Linked DNA regions of Homo sapiens: regions 1 and 2 are each linked to region 3. The links are chromatin contacts, found by Hi-C or POLR2A ChIA-PET in ENCODE. All regions are on one chromosome and are shown on one strand. Each heading gives the region's core, a stretch centred on a gene start or an enhancer-like site at or near the end of the contact. The rest is flanking DNA. Distances are from core to core; before and after follow the strand shown. Region 1 overlaps MMADHC-DT (MMADHC divergent transcript). Region 2 holds the start of LINC01931 (long intergenic non-protein coding RNA 1931). Region 3 holds the start of RND3 (Rho family GTPase 3).

Evidence for each region. A loop is a pair of places that touch in the nucleus more often than their neighbours do. ChIA-PET counts read pairs that join two places held with the same protein, here RNA polymerase II (POLR2A). Pooled maps may share reads with other maps.
Region 1: a map of endothelial cell of umbilical vein shows a loop between it and region 3 (5-fold over the local background). The contact joins the enhancer-like site here to the promoter of RND3 in region 3. A Hi-C loop is called at or near these places in 1 of 168 maps with a recorded cell type or tissue (endothelial cell of umbilical vein) and 2 of 50 pooled maps. POLR2A ChIA-PET finds 5 or more read pairs at or near these places in 3 of 52 experiments (A549, BJ and H1).
Region 2: a loop to region 3 is called in a map of endothelial cell of umbilical vein, with 3 times the contacts of the local background. The contact joins the promoter of LINC01931 here to the promoter of RND3 in region 3. A Hi-C loop is called at or near these places in 1 of 168 maps with a recorded cell type or tissue (endothelial cell of umbilical vein). POLR2A ChIA-PET finds 5 or more read pairs at or near these places in 1 of 52 experiments (PC-9).

What each region holds. Positions count from the first base shown.
Region 1 is chr2:149,646,899-149,650,072 of GRCh38, reverse strand. All of the region lies in intron 1 of MMADHC-DT (MMADHC divergent transcript), which reads right to left. Among named protein-coding and RNA genes, the nearest start is that of MMADHC, 61 kb to the right of the region's middle. Within about 2 kb of position 1,637, at least 4 of the 41 ENCODE cell types and tissues checked have a DNase peak (open chromatin) inside an H3K27ac peak, as active enhancers do; they include endothelial cell of umbilical vein, where a contact is called at or near this core.
Region 2 is chr2:149,857,938-149,861,131 of GRCh38, reverse strand. It overlaps LINC01931 (long intergenic non-protein coding RNA 1931), which reads left to right and starts at 1,941. Exons shown (of 5, transcript NR_145421.1): 1 at 1,941-2,089; 2 at 2,529-3,194.
Region 3 is chr2:150,486,236-150,489,363 of GRCh38, reverse strand. It overlaps RND3 (Rho family GTPase 3), which reads left to right and starts at 1,697. Exons shown (of 6, transcript NM_005168.5): 1 at 1,697-1,815; 2 at 1,909-2,096; 3 at 2,583-2,670. The coding sequence starts at 1,947.

The sequences.
Region 1 (3,174 bases), core at 388-2,887, 840 kb after region 3:
AAAGTAGCTAAGCCATGATGACATCTTAGGGCTTGGTTTTGGGACACTTTTCATCCAGCCCCTGTTGAAGGAAAAATGAACACCATCCTGCCTTCTCTTACAAGCCCAGCCAGATGCATCCTGCTCTTCTAGAAAATCATTTTTGGTGAACACTATCCCATGATGATTCCCCTCCAATTCTGTGTTCCTTTAGTATAAAATGCATTTCACTAGCATGTACTTATTTTTTATACTTTATGGAAGACATTGGCAAGCTTTGTCTTTTCCATAAAGGGCCAGATAGTAAACATTTTAGGCTTTGTGGGACATACAATCTCTGTTCCAACTACTTAAGTTTGACAAAGCAGATATAGATAATATGTAAATGAATGAGAATGGTTGTGTTCCAATAAAACTTTAGGTGACAAGACAGATTTGGCCCACAGGCTGTAGTTTGCTGACATCTGCTCTACTAGTAAAAAAGGTATTCTAGGGTTTGCTTATTGTTGTTGTTGTTGGTGGTGGTGGTGGTGGTGGTGGTGGTGGTGTTTTCTTTGGTTTAACCCTTTGCAATGCAGAGTAAAGCTTATCTCAATAAATGCACAGATTCTAAGTGTGGGGATGTAGACCCATCTCCCACTCTGGCAACATCCCTGCTTTAAGTCAGGGAAGCAATACTTCTACTTCCTAGTGAAGTGATAGGGAAGATGTTTCTGTCAGAAAAAGAGATATCTGTCAGTGTCACAAAGTTACTCACTCTAAAACCCACATGTACAAAGAAAATCTACATCATTATTTGGGTTACAACTGCCTGGATCATCTTCTTAAAGCCTGTTAGTAACAGGAAGAAGTTAACATTTAGTTCAATCCAATAACCTTATGATATTTTAAGCACTTTTTAAAAATAAAGTGTAATCTCTTTAGGTAGAAAGCACTTCGTTGATTAGATTCCTAGCCTCCTACCCCAGTTTCGCACCAAGATTGCTATCTAAAGCTTTAGGGCTTTAGGGATAAAGAAGTCCTCATATCCATACAGTGTCCTCTATGTCCCCTGGTCTCTTCAGCAATGTTGCTTGTCTTCTCAGTTGCTATTCATCTTGCTGGAATTCACAGATAATGGGAGGCTCCGGTGAAGAGCTGGTTTTTCTCCGCCCAGTGGTTTGAAACCAGCTGTTCAGCCTCATCTCTGATTCAGCCTCATCTCAGCTTTCCATGACACTACACATCCCTCTAAATGTCTCCACAGTTTCCATCCAGTTCCAAGGCCTGGGTTGTCAGCTCTCAGCTCTGCTGAAGGGTGACTCACTCCTTGTGACTCTGGTTAGTGTGTCTGCTGATATTCAACTTATCTGCCTTTCATATCCTCTCCACTCAGGGCCACACAGGAATCCGGTTTGCACAACCACACAATACACAGAAATGCAATGTCTTAGGAAAGCTGTACTCCAGCAGTCCCTCAGCTTATCCATGCTGCCCCATTGAGTTTATTGGGTGAGAGAGGAACCTGCTAGGAAGCTGAATCCCATGATTTCTCCTGTTTGGTTCTAACAGTGGAGGAAAAAAATGATCCTGACATCTACTTTCCTCTACCTCTCTGTGACTCACTCCTCTCTCCCTGTCCTTCCATTATATCTGCCTTCTACAATGGGTCTGAAGTTTTTGTTGTTGTTCTTGTATCTCTGCCAGGTTTTGGTATCAGGATGATGCTGGCCTCTTAAAATGAGTTAGTGAGGAGTCCTTCCTTTTCAATTGTTTGGAATAGTTTCAGAAGAAAGGGTATCAGCTCCTCCTTGTACCTCTGGTAGAATTCAGCTGTAAATCCGTCTGGTCCTGGGCTTTTTTTGTTGGTAGGCTATTTATTACTGCCTCAATTTCAGAACTTGTTATTGACCTATTCAGGGATTCAGCCTCTTCCTGGTTCCATCTTGGGAAGGTGTATGTATCCAGGAATTTATCCATTTCTTCTAGATTTTCTAGTTCATTTGCATAGAGGTATTTATAGTATTCCCTGGTGGTTGTTTGTATTTCTGTGGGATCAGTGATGCTATCCTCTATATCATTTTTCATTTCATGAATGAGATCCATGGATAGTGCCAACCGCCTAGTCAGGCCCAATGAGAGAACATGGGTACCTCAGTTGAAGATGCAGAGTTCACTTGCCATTTTCATTCTTTTCAGTGGAAGCCACAGACTTGAGCTGTTTCTATTCGGCCATTTTGGCTGCTTCCCCTGTTTCTTCTCCTTTTTTCCCCCTTTTAGGAGACTGGGTCTTGCTATGTTGTCCAGACTATAGTGCAATGGCTACTCACAGGTATGATCATAGTGTACTACAACCCTGAACTCCTGGGCTCAAGCAATCCTCCTGCCTCAGCTTCCCAAGTAGCTGGGACTGTGCCTGACTAATGCTAAAATTTTAAATAACTTCTAATTCTTTATGACTATTGCTTTGCTAAACACATCAAGTACCAGCTCCTCCTGCCCTGCTTGTGATGTTAAGCTTCCTGTATCCTTGTGAGGAAAAAGGCTGATAGGAAACATGACTTTCTGGATGATGAAGTGATTCATTCAACTTCCAGTCTAAAAACATTGGGTGTTGGAAAACTAAAATCTACATTTCCCAGAACCCTTGCAGGTAGGTTCTGGATGAGATCTGGCCTCTGCCTATCAAATGTGCTGACACAAAATTTTGGTTCACACTGACCTGCCTGGGGAGAGAGGCAGAGTGCAAGGCATTCATTTTTCCAGCAAGAACCATGGAAAGGAAAGTATGTTCTAGAGCTGACAGTTATAGAAGTAGCTCTCTGATTTGGTAACTTCTTCATGGTAAATTATAAGAGGTAATAAGGTTCTGGAGTTGGCAGCTGCAACTTCCTAATCAAGCAGGGGAATCAGCTCCCTGGGCAGTCTAGGGACTTTTGAAATCATACCTGGAAGTTGTTTCACTCTTCCCCAAAATTCTTTAAGCTGTCTTCACACTCAATAAATCCTTTGTGCTTAAACTAGTTAGACTAAAAATTCATTTTCTGTGGCTAAAAATCCTTATTAGTATAAGTGTGTGTGAATGATGTGGGGCTAATGTCAAATACTTCAATTTGATTTGGAAAGTATTGCCCCATCATGTCTACTTTGTGAGGCCAGTGTGAGCTTAGCATGCACTGGGTGGTTGGTGTTTCTCTTCTGGGTGAGATTAGGAGG
Region 2 (3,194 bases), core at 692-3,191, 630 kb after region 3:
CTCCCCAGCCACGCTTCCTGTACAGCCTGTGGAACTGTTCACCAATTAAACCTCTTTTCTTTGTAAATTACCTAATATCAGGTAGTTCTTTATAGCAATGTGAGAATGGACTAATACGGTAACCAAATTATTAAGTGCAGCTTACCTTTTTATAGTTCGTACATTTTAAAAATAAAATACTACAGAGCCACCAATTAAGACCTGATGTCATCTAAGCCAAGAGAAAAAGTTTTCCTAATCCAGCTAGAACAAAGGAGCCTGAACAGTATGAACCAAAGTATGGCCTTGGTCTCCAAACCCACAAACTGTGTTTGTATATACATAACCACAGATAAGACTCCTTTTATCTTAAAATCTTTCCATGAGCTTTTGTTTTTCTTTTTTCTTTTTTTTTCTGAGAACTTCTCATTATTTGCAGCTATTTCTAGGCCACAGCAGCACTCCAGTAGAGTGTTTTGGCAACAGCCCCTGTTGTGGTCAGCAACTCCTCTGCAGCTGGGATTTCTTGAAAGAAGTGAGTAGCATTTGCCTTGTAGTGCTCCAGCAACAAAACAAGGAAAACTTCCATGGGAATCAGATAATCACAGAGCCTTCCCTCTCTCTCCCCTTCCCTTTCGTCATGTGATCAAAGAGGTCAGAGCCACTGGTGCACATTTTAGTAAGCATGCCACGCAGAGAGGCTAATATAGGAACATAGTCCTAACCACCAGGCCCTGCAACACATTGTGGAGAACTCCATCAACTAAAGTGATTGTAGGACTCATAACCTTGATGTCACGAGTGGAAAGAAAGACTTGTTACAGGTCAAGATTGTATCACCCTAAAGTAGAGACATGCTTCAGGGTGGATATATACAGGTTTGTGCATTTGGTGTGGAGTGATTCAGCCAAAGAATTTACCCCAAAACAAGGTTATACATTGAATAAATATGAACATCTAGGTTTGCCTTAACTATAGCCAATAACACAAAGTAAAACCAAACAACAACAAAATACCAAACACACAATGTTTTCTGGCTAAGCAGAAATTCATGGGCAGAAGCCAAAGACAAAGAGACTTACAAGGTAAAAATCAAAACCGACACCTTAAAATGTGCAAGTCCTGTTTGGCTCATCCAACTTGAACAAAGCCACTGTCTGATATCAATCTAAATATCTACAACATGTTTTGATACTTATAAAAATGGGATTATGAAAATATACCACTGACTAAAATTGAACCTAATACGCTAAGATGTTGCCATTTTCTAATAATCTTCAAACAACAAAACAACCAAAGAAATGTCGTTGAGTCACCATAACTTTAAATAAGTATCATTTTAGAATCACTGGGATGGAAACAACTGTGAAAAATACCCTTTGAAATAAACAGCCCTCACTGAAGCCTGAAAGATCCGCTGTGGGCTTTTTATTTCTTAAGAAAGGTTATATTTTATTAATAATATTTTTATGTGATTCTAAAAAACTTTCTCAATGTTGACTCCTCTCTGCAAACATCTGCCTTCACTTTGCAGAACTAGTCACATTCCCATTACTAGTGCTCACCCATGAGGGGCAAACACTTTACTTTTGATGAGCGACAGTTTCAACACCCATATTAGGCAAAAGGGCATTTCTCACGAGAAAAACAGGCTGCTTGTTTGACAAACGGCTATTTGTGAGGTCGCCTTCTGTTTAATGATCCCATAGCAAGGCAGATGTTGGAGAGGGAAGTTCGAGAATCCTTCTAAACCAGATGCACTTTGGGTTACTTCCTCTGCTTGATTCCAAAACAGCTGAACAGAATAAAACAAAAGAGGAAATGGGGACACCCAAACTGAACATTATGACTCTTTCAGCAATAGCCTTTAGAAACCCTCTCAGGATACTGTGACATCACAGAGATGTGTCATCTTCTTATAGAATTTTGCTCCAAAAGCAGGATTTATACCATTTCTAAATGCAATTAATGCTGAAACACAGCTAGCATACATAGCAATAACTTAGGCAAAAAGGCAACACTCAAGCAAAATCCTTCCTGGAATTAAAATCCTGTTATTAGGTCAACCAACTTTTCTTTTAACTAACTAAATAAACAACAGCAAGACATGGTAAGCTTTGACTCAGAGAAAAAGATTCTGGATTGACTCTCGGAAGCTTCCTGTTTCAATTCCAGCTCTGTAAGACTTTGGGTGATCTTTCTAAATTTACTTCCTTCCTCTTAATCTTAGTATTATCATGCATTTAAAGAAGAGCATTGGACTTGATGACACTTACGAATAAGTTTCTGGACATCTGTGTCCAGTGTCATATGAACAAATGAAATTAATACATTCAGATTTCACTTATCATTTTTACTCATTTCTTACCAATAGTCCCTCTTTTTTCAGTAATCCTTACCTCAGTTTAAAATGCCAACAATTGCCCTGTTTCCATAGCCAGAAATCTGCTAGTCATCTTCTTCTTTTCTATTTTTGGTAATACAGTGCTTCCTTAAGTGGTTCTATATAGTTTCACTACATTTTTTTTTTTTTTTTTTTTTTTTTGCAGAAACCTAGACCTATAAGTTTAGTACCTGAATCTCTTGCTGATTCATGCATTTCTATTAATCTTCTCAGTCAGATGTTTAGCTCAGATCTGTCCTCTTATCCAAGCTTTTCCAAGAGTCTCCTAGCTACACTTCTGGCATCATGTTACACCCTACAATCCAGCTCTTCACAGTCTCCTGACTTCTTTTTAAAAGTTGCATACTATATATACATCTCTCTCTTGCTTAACATTCCTCAGTTATTCCCTAGTGGACACAGAATAAAGTCTAGCTTCTTAGCATGTTACTTGGGCTCCTTCAGTGCCAGTCCCCACAAATTCCTCACTCATCTTGCAGAAGCTCCCAGTTTTCAATATTCTCCTAAATGCTGTGGAACCTCTGTCTATGCAGGATTCTAAAGATGAGGAAAATTAGTCCCTTAAGACTCAGCTTAAGCATTGCCCCTTGTGCCTTTACTGTTAGTTTGCCCCTCTGTTCTTAAGAGTTTATTCCTGGCATTGCTCTTAAGGGAAGGAAGTTTGGCAGGGCCAAGAGTCCTAAACGTTAGACCTTTCTCTCTAAACACTAACAACATTAAAACTCCATTCAAGAAGGAGCAAAAGAAGCCATCATCTAGAAACAATGTTGATAACCACAGTTCCTGAACTTGGGCTTGTTAAAAGACTTTA
Region 3 (3,128 bases), core at 448-2,947:
CCCAAATACACCTCTTTGTGATCTCCTGCCCCAACTACTATGCCCATTGCTCTTTAAACAAGTAAACAAACGTGAATAATTTGATTAATGTTTCCTGTGTTAAGTAGTTTTGGGAAATGCTAGGTTAAACTATGTTAAATAGTCTGCTTTTCTCTGGGATTTTTAAATGTTTGTAACATTAGTGTGCTTGGCGAATCTTCAGTGAGTGATGTGGGTACAGTGTCGCCCTCACTAATTGGGCCATGGCACCCTTTGTGTCAGGAGGGAACTAAAGCTCAGAAGAACAAACATTGGCAAAGGCTGCTCTAGGAACCCTAGCAGGGCCAGCAACCCGCTTCTCTGTGGGTCAACCCTCCCCTTGTGTAAACACAGACCCACCGATGGAGTCTGAGTCAATGATCTTTGAGGGGGCTCCAATTTTCTCAGCCCCAAATAGGACATCATTCCTGGATCCCCTAGGCTTCAGGGGCCCTACCAGTCCACTACTTACATCAGTGCTTTTGACAACTCTTCATTGTGCCTTTTCACTTCCCATGTTAAACTTTCTGATTTGTTTGTTTTCACCTTATCTTCTCATTTACAAGCCTAGGAGTCTCCACAGGGGACCATATAAGCTGGTTTTGGCCAGTGTGCTACTACATTGTAACAATTGAAACCTCCTGAGCATTTAGGGTGCAGGAGCTGAAGATGAGAAAAAGAAAGACTTCTCATAGAAAAAGAACAAATGTGCGGGCTATTCTGGTCCTTTCTAAGATTTTTGCTTGCGGGGAAGAGTTGGAGGGCTAGGGAGATGGATGTGGAGGAGGACAGAAGAGAGGGTGGAGGGTTGTATCTGCATTTTTCAGCTAAAGATGTTTGTGCCTTCTGAGTCCAGTCTAGGGTGCTTTGATTCCGGGAAGATGGAGGCTATAGATAAAGAATTAATAGTATCAAAATCTGCCCCCCCACCAGTCCCCTCACTGCAAATGTGGGGAGGTGCAACTAAGCTGACAAGTGTTTGGGTCCCTAGCGCAGTAGGGTTGAGTTTCCAATGGCCTTTGTCACTCAGTCATGGGCATCTTCCACTTCTCTTTCTTCTCCCCTCCCACCTCCTGTACCCACCCCTCGAAACCTTTCTGCCTCCACTTGTACGACTGAAACTGACAGGTTTCAGAAGCCAGTCTACTACCGTGACCCAGGCAAGCCTGTTCTTGCATCTGGAATAAAGAGGCTGATCTATTGGTCCATGGCCTATGTACCTGATACAAACCATTAAAAAAAAAAATAGAACCACTCAACTATTCTCCACCCAAGATTTGCTTCCTATGTTTTATCACTGTCCTTTAACTTGGGTGGGAAATGTTTTTGTTTTCATAAATGCTCATGAGGCTTCTACAGATAAGCCCCTATTAAACTATATTTAAAGGGATTGTAGTTCAAATCAGTATGCACAGATACCAGTTTCCCACCTTGCCCTGTGGACTTGTCAGCAAAGCATCTTTGGGATCTTCATGTTGTCTAAGAGCCTTGGTCTAAAATAGATCCCGAATGGGCACCCTAGAGGGCGCACTGCTTACATTTTCGGCATGCAACGCCAACAGCGCTCGCTCCCAGGCTCCATAAAAGGGGAGGAGGCAGATCAGTTTCCTCCTCTCATTGAGAAAGAAGAGGATTGGAAGGCCGGGCGTATAAAGCCGCGCAGAGAGCGTGAAACAAAGCAGTCGGCTCGGAATTGGACTTGGGAGGCGCGGTGAGGAGTCAGGCTTAAAACTTGTTGGAGGGGAGTAACCAGCCTGCTCCTCTCGCTCTCCTCCTCGTCTGCGCCGCGTTTCAGAGGTTGCCCATCAGCCTTGTGATTTATTTTTATATCTGCTTTTTATAAAGAGAGAAATATATATATATATATATATTTTTTTTTTTCTTCTTAAGAGAAAATTCCTGTTCCAAGAGAAAATAAGGCAACATCAATGAAGGAGAGAAGAGCCAGCCAGAAATTATCCAGCAAATCTATCATGGATCCTAATCAGAACGTGAAATGCAAGATAGTTGTGGTGGGAGACAGTCAGTGTGGAAAAACTGCGCTGCTCCATGTCTTCGCCAAGGACTGCTTCCCCGAGGTGAGTGTGGCCGGCCGCGGCTTCCACGAGGGGGTCGGCCAGTGGGATCCCAGTCCCGAGGTGGGCCTCCCCGCTTTCATCCGTTTTCCCTTAAAAAAAAAAAAAAAGAAAAAAAAAAGTCTTTCTCGGTCCTTACTACTTTCCCCTGATTAGACTGCGGGGAAAGGGAAAGTGCGCTGGAAGCTTTTAGGGTTGGGACGCGCCTGCACATGGGCTGGTTAGCTCCTGAAACTTGTTCGTTCCTGTGTGCATAACCTGGGGTTGGGAGATTCGGGTCAGCAGATCTGTGAGAGCCGGGTGGGGTGAGTGGGGAGTAGGACAGGGGTTTCGGAAAGGGTCCATGTGCTTAGTGTGTGGTCTGATGTGTGAAGGTTTTCTTTCTTAACTGGGGAGCGGGGAGGGGAAGGGTGTTCAATGGGTGTCGTGCGTTTAAACGTAACCTCTTTGCCCTCTTTCCTTCCTCTTTTGCCCATTTTGTCTATCCAGAATTACGTTCCTACAGTGTTTGAGAATTACACGGCCAGTTTTGAAATCGACACACAAAGAATAGAGTTGAGCCTGTGGGACACTTCGGGTAAGAGTGGGAGGACCGCGTGGCGCTTGGGGCGGGTTTCCAGTCGCTGGGGGATGCGCGGCGGGTCTCGGGAAACCGCGCGCTACAAGCCGTCTGCGCCCCTCCCAAGGGATTCCCACGGTCCCTGTTGGGCGAAAATTGTATCCCTTCTGGGTGGGGGCGGCAGACGACAGCGTGGACGAGGAGATAGCAGTGGGGAGAGGAGAGCGCTGTGTGCCCGCAGGGTGACCCCGCGGTTGGAGCCACTAGTGGCCAGGCGCAGTCCGCCCGCGGAGTCGTGGTCAAGTCGCCTTGGGTCGGCCGAGGTGGCCCGATACTGTGGGGTGTTGCATGGGCGCTGCGTGCGCCTCGGCGGAACCACCCGGCTCAAGGCGGGCGCCCCTCCTAGATCTAACCTGCTGGTTGGCGGGGAGGCGGGGAGCGCCGCGGGGGTGATGGGAGGCGGGAGAAAATCCCAG